Regions from separate parts of the Homo sapiens genome. Here region 2 is linked to region 1. Evidence: read pairs that join two places in POLR2A ChIA-PET (ENCODE). Cell type or tissue: Panc1. All regions are shown on one strand. Each heading gives the region's core, and the rest is flanking DNA. Links, peaks and the distances in the headings are about the cores only. Region 1 overlaps TBCE (tubulin folding cofactor E). Region 2 overlaps ARID4B (AT-rich interaction domain 4B).

Region 1 (2,924 bases), core at 317-2,816:
TAGGCTGGAGTGCAATGGCACAATCTCGGCTCATTGTAACCTCTGCCTCCTGGGTTCAAGTGATTCTCCTGCCTCAGCCTCCCGAGTAGCTGGGACTACAGGCACCTGCCACCACACACAGCTAATTTTTGCATGGTTTTTTTGGTAGAAACGGGGTTTCACCATGTTGGCCAGGCTGGTCTCAAACACCTGACCTCATAATCTGCCCATCTCTACCTCCCAAAGTGCTGGGATTACAGGTGTGAGCCACCACGCCTGGCCTGCATTTAGTTTAGAGGTCATCTTTTGGAATTGGTACTAAGATGCACAGAAATTGAACACAGATTTAGTAATAATTTCTGCGGTTACTTCACTGGATGTTGTAGAGCTGTTATGACAACTAAATCAGTTAGATGTTTAAAGCACTTAGACCAGTTAATCGTGCATATTGTTGTAAATAAACATTTTAAAACTTACTTTAAAAAGAAATGCAGACTGGGCGTGGTGGCTCATGCCTGTAATCCCAGCACTTCAGGAAGCCAAGGCTGTAGATCACTTGAAGTCAGGAGTTTGAGACCAGCCTGACCAACATGTTGAAACCCTGTCTCTACTAAAAATACAAAAAAAATTAGCTGGGTTTTGTGGTGCGCTCCTGTAGCCCCAGCTACTTGGGAGGCTGAGACAGCAGAATCGCTTGAACACGGGAGGAAGAGGTTGCAGTGAGACGAAATGGCATCACTCCATTCCAGCCTGGGTGACAGAGTAAGACTGTCTCAAAAAAAAAAAGAAAAAGAAAAAGAAATGCAATTGTACTAATGTTCTGCAAATGGCTTCTTGTAATTGGAGATATTATTTCCTGTGATAGCATCATACAAAGATTTAAAAAGTATTACATCTTAAACTGTTCAGATGGAATAAAGATGATATACTGTGGTGGGCAGGATAATAGCCTCCCAAAGATGTCCCCAGAACCTCTGATTTTGCTAGGTTACATGGCAAAGGGGAATTAGAATTATAGATGGAATTAAGGTTGCTAATCAGCTGATTTTAAGATTGGGAGAGTATCCGGTTTATCCAGTTGGGCTCAGTGTAATCACAAGAATCATTAGAAGTAGAAGCTAGGCTAGACGCAGTGGCTCACACCTGTAGTCCCAGCACTTTGGGAGGCCAAGTCGGATGGATCACCTGAGGTCAGGAGTTCAAGACCAGCCTGACCAACATGGTGAAACCCTGTCTCTACTAAAAATACAAAAAATACAAAAATTAGTCAGATGTGGTGGTGCATGCCAATAATCCGAGCTACTTGGGAGGCTGAGGCAGGAGAATCGCTTGAACCTGGGAGACGGAGGTTGCAGTGAGCTGAGATCGTGCCATTGCACTCCAGCCTGGGTGACAAGAGCGAAACGTCTCAAAAAAAAAAAAAAAAAAAAGTAGAAGCTAGAGGCAGAAGAGGCAGTGTCAGTGTGACGTGAGAATGTTTCAGCTGGCCATTGTTTATTCTGAAGATGGAAGAGGGTCATGAGCTAAGGAGTGTGCAGCCTCTAAGCCTCTAGAAGCTGGAAAAACTTTCCTCATATGATAAGGAAGCTATCATGTAAAGGTTCATCTTACATTTCTTGCTGTTTTCTTTCTTTCTTTTGCTGGCAAATATCATTCAGGGGCCACAGTATGGGCTGCAGCGGTGTTCATTGCTACTGGGTTGGTCTTCGTTTCTGGGCCTTTTTAAAGGACAGAGCTGCCTCTGTTGGATTAATTCCTACAAGTAGAATAGATTTAAGGAAGATATGAGTAGTTTTTATATTATTATTAGAAAATACAAAAAAGAAAAGGTTTCAAAAATATAGAAAGTAGAGAGAATAAGCCAGGCGTGGTGGCTCACGCCTGTAATCCCAACACTTTGGGAGGCAGGTGGATCACTTGGTCAAGAGTTCGAGACCAGCCTGGGCAACATGGCGAAACCCTGTCTCTACTAACAGTACAAAAAAAATTAGCTGGGTGTGGTAGTGGGTGCCTGTAATCCCAGCTACTTGTGAGGCTGAGGCAAGATAATTGCTTAAACCTGGGACGTGGAGGTTGCAGTGAGCCGAGATTGCACCACTGCACCCCAGCCTGGGCCACAAAGACTCCATCTCAAAAAAAAAAAAGCGTAGACAAAGAAAGTAGAGAGAATAGTATAATGGACACCTGTATATGCTTGTCATGTCAGTTTAACAATTGTTAACATGTTACCATACCATATTTGCTTCATTTCCTTTTTTTTTTTTTTTTTTTTTTTTGAGATGGAGTCTTACTCTGTCACCCAGGCTGGAGTGCAGTGGTACGATCTCTGCTCACTGCAACCACTGCTTCCCAGGTTCAAGCGGTTCTCCTCCCTCAGCCTCCCAAGTAGCTGGGATTACAGACTTGCACCACTATGCCCAGCTAATTTTTATATTTTTAGTAGAGATGGGGTTTTCCCGTGTTGGCCAGGCTGGTCTTGAACACCTGACCTGAGGTGATCAACCCACCTCACCCTCTCAAAGCGCTGGGATTACAGATGTGAGCCACTGCACTCGGCCCATCTCTTATTTTTTGCTTAAGCATTTTAAATTATATACGGAGTAGCATTTCATTCCTAAATACTTTACATTGTAATTCTAAAAAAAAAATACGTTTTCTTACAAAACTGTACAGTTTAAATTGTGATTCATAGGTTGGGTATGGTGGCTCATGCCTGTAATTGCAGCACTTTGGGAGGCTGAAGAGGGAGGATTGCTTGAGCTCAGGAGTTTGAGACCAGCCTAGGTAACGTAACAAGATCCCTGTCTCTAGCAAAAATAAATAAATAAATAAATAAGTACATAAATAAAAAATAAAATCAGCCAGGCATGGTGGCATGTGCCTGTAGCCCCAGCTACTTGGGAAGCTGAAATGGGAGGATTGCTTGAGCCCAGGAAGTTGAGCCT
Region 2 (2,924 bases), core at 209-2,708, 180 kb before region 1:
AAATCAAGTGTGTAGACCTCGGTTTTCTAGACATTAGGGATATCTTCTAAGTAGTGAAAACATTAATTGTAAGTCACTAAGTGAGGTATTTACATGCTAAAAACTATTTTTTATAAGGTACTATGACCTCAATTAGAATACTAATAAATCTGTAATCCATTACTTAAGTTTTTAAATAGAAAAGTATTTTATAATTGTTTTTAGGTAATAATCACTAGCTAAAACTCAAGTTACCTCACATTCCATCCGCAGTAATGCACCAAGTAAAGGACCTCTCCACCTTCGACATCAGAATCTTTAATACTAGCTTCATACATTTTTTGATTTTTCCCTCGTCCATACCGCACTTGGACTTTCATGCCTGGTGGATAGCACTCAAACTCCTCTTCCTCATTGTTGTCATCATCATCTTCATCCTCTTCTTCTTCTTCCTCCTCCTCCTCCTCTTCTGCTTCTTCATCATCTTCATCTTCTTCTTTATTCGTTTCATCTCTTGAAAGGTTTAAAAAATTGCAGAGTTAATAAAAGACACTTCATAAGTTTTTCAGTTCCAAACCACATATATTGATAAAAGTTGTGGCTGTGATTGTTCCAGGAAAAGCAGGTTCCACGTGTATGAAATTCTCAGAGTTTCATTTTACTATTAAAAACTAAAACTGTAAGACAACCAAGGTTACAGAAAGACACATTTAGAGAAAATGAAGATTCAAAAATAAGTGCAGTAAAAGAAAATTTCCAAAAGTCAGAAGAACAGAATTTGTGCCGAACAGCAAGAAGCAAGTATGGTCAACTCTAACAATTTTTTCATGTTTTATTAATAAAAGTGTTTTAACATCTCAATTGACAAAAAAATTCATTATACTTCATTGCCATTTTACAACTAAAAATTATTTTTCATTCAAATATTTCCAGCCTCAAGATGTTTGTTTCATTTTTTTAGAGACAGAGTCTTGCTCTGTCACCCAAGCTGGAGGCCTCAGGAAGTTTGAAACAATAATTTTTACTAGCAGATGGCAGTCTTAATAACTTTAAAACATTCTCCAACCGAATTTTCAAATGTTATAATAACTGAAATACTATTTTAATTTAAACAGAAATATTCTAATAATGTACTACCAATATCTTATCATGTTTGTTCTTTCCTTTAAACTTCAACACAATTTCTACTCTCATTACCACAGATTTATTAACATCTTCTACAAATCTTCTCAACTTTGATGTTCCAAAGAAATAGACAGATGAGAGGCCAATTACAAGTATATGAAACTAAAAGTCAAACTATTCTAGAAAGAGTATTACATCCTTTTTTTTTTTTTTTTTTTTGATAGATTTTCACTCCTGTCGCCCAGGCTGGAGTGGTGCAATGGCGCAATCTCGGCTCACTGCAACCTCCGCCTCCCAGGTTCAAGCGATTCTCCTGCCTCAGCCTCCCAAGTAGCTGGGATTACAGGCACCCACCACCACACCCAGCTAATTTTTTTTGTATTTTTAGTAGTGACAGGGTTTCACCATGTTGGTCAGGCTGGTCTCAAACTCCTGACCTCAGGTGATCCACCCACCGTGGCCTCCCAAAGTGCTGGGATTACAGCCGTGAGCCACCACACCTGGCCTTACACCCATTTTTATCTTCTTAGTACCATGTACTTTCTAAAACTGAGCATTCATATCCTTTTTATATTGACCACCAATCTGTATTCAACAAGTTGGAGAAAATCTTCAATCATAAATCTTTCCAAACACTAGATTTATTTTTTAAAAAATTTCAATATGAAATCCAAGGCTACATTTAGTCTGGTTTTATTTGCTGTCCTGTATGTCTGTACTTAAAGACTCCATCACTTTAGGGCTCACAAATGACTAAACATCATAAGGCAGAACAACCAGATAGTTTAGTATTTAAGCTTTAAAAATTAATAATATGTAAAATACATGATATATTAAAATATATGCTATATTATATATTAAGAGTAATGATTATATATATACATATATTACACCATGCACACATATATATGTGTGTGTGTGTGTGTGTGTGTGTGTGTGTGTATATATTTTTCCCCCCCTTGGAGACATGGTCTCACTGTGTCATCCAGGTTGGAGTGAAGTGGCCTGATCACTGCTCACTGTGGTCTTGACTTCCTGTGCTCAAATGATCCTCCCACCTCAGCATCCCAAGTAGCTGGGACTACAGGCACACACCACCACACCCAGATAGTTTTTTATTTTTTATTTTTGTAGAGACAGGGGTCTCACTATGTTGTTTAGGCTGGTCTTGAACTCCCGGGCTCAAGCAATCTTCATACTTTGGCCTTCCAAAGTGCTGGGATTATAGGTGTGAGCCACTGTGCCCACCTGATGAATATAATATTTATATTAAAAAAAAAACTTCCTCCACTGAAAATTTCAGCTTTATATCTCTATATGCAACCTTTTTAGGGATAATATACTTTATCATTCCTAATTAATTATACAGGCAACAAAAATAATATATAAATAGTGATATAAGCAGCACTATAATGCTTTTTTATTCTCCTTGTCCTTTTGTATAGTGGGGCAGGAGTGTTGGCAGGATGTTTAATGGACCGGTGGAAGTAAGTCCGTGTTCACGAAAGTATCAAATATATCAATTTTGTCTGAACTATAACACAAATTCCTCAAAAATTCTCAAGATTTATTCCTATTTTAAAGACTCAGTTACAGTCAAATATATAAGTATTTAAAAAATCTAAAACCTTCATGAAACCAGCTATAATCTGAGATATACATATATATGTATACACACACACACACACACACACATATATACGTGTATATATATATACTTTTTTTTTGAGACAGAGTCTCGCTCTGTTGCCCAGGCTGGAGTACAGTGGCGTGATCTCAGCTCACTGCAACCTCCGTCTCCCAGGTTCAACCAATTCTCC

The links. ChIA-PET counts read pairs that join two places held together with the same protein. Peaks named below come from ENCODE experiments on the same cell type or tissue, not always from the same donor. Only the 100,000 strongest peaks of a DNase experiment are listed, where the experiment ranks them.
Region 2: POLR2A ChIA-PET joins it to region 1 with 6 read pairs; 2 of 35 experiments call an interaction of 5 or more read pairs at or near these places.

Annotation. Positions count from the first base shown.
Region 1 is chr1:235,389,370-235,392,293 of GRCh38, forward strand. The region is part of intron 2 of TBCE (tubulin folding cofactor E); the gene reads left to right. Among named protein-coding and RNA genes, the nearest start is that of TBCE, 23 kb to the left of the region's middle. In Panc1, for the core only: no CTCF peak of the experiment used is centred there; no DNase peak of the experiment used is centred there; H3K27ac peaks cover 1,707 bases.
Region 2 is chr1:235,213,535-235,216,458 of GRCh38, forward strand. It overlaps ARID4B (AT-rich interaction domain 4B), which reads right to left. Exons shown (of 24, transcript NM_016374.6): 17 at 235-492. Among named protein-coding and RNA genes, the nearest start is that of MIR4753, 25 kb to the left of the region's middle. In Panc1, for the core only: no CTCF peak of the experiment used is centred there; no DNase peak of the experiment used is centred there.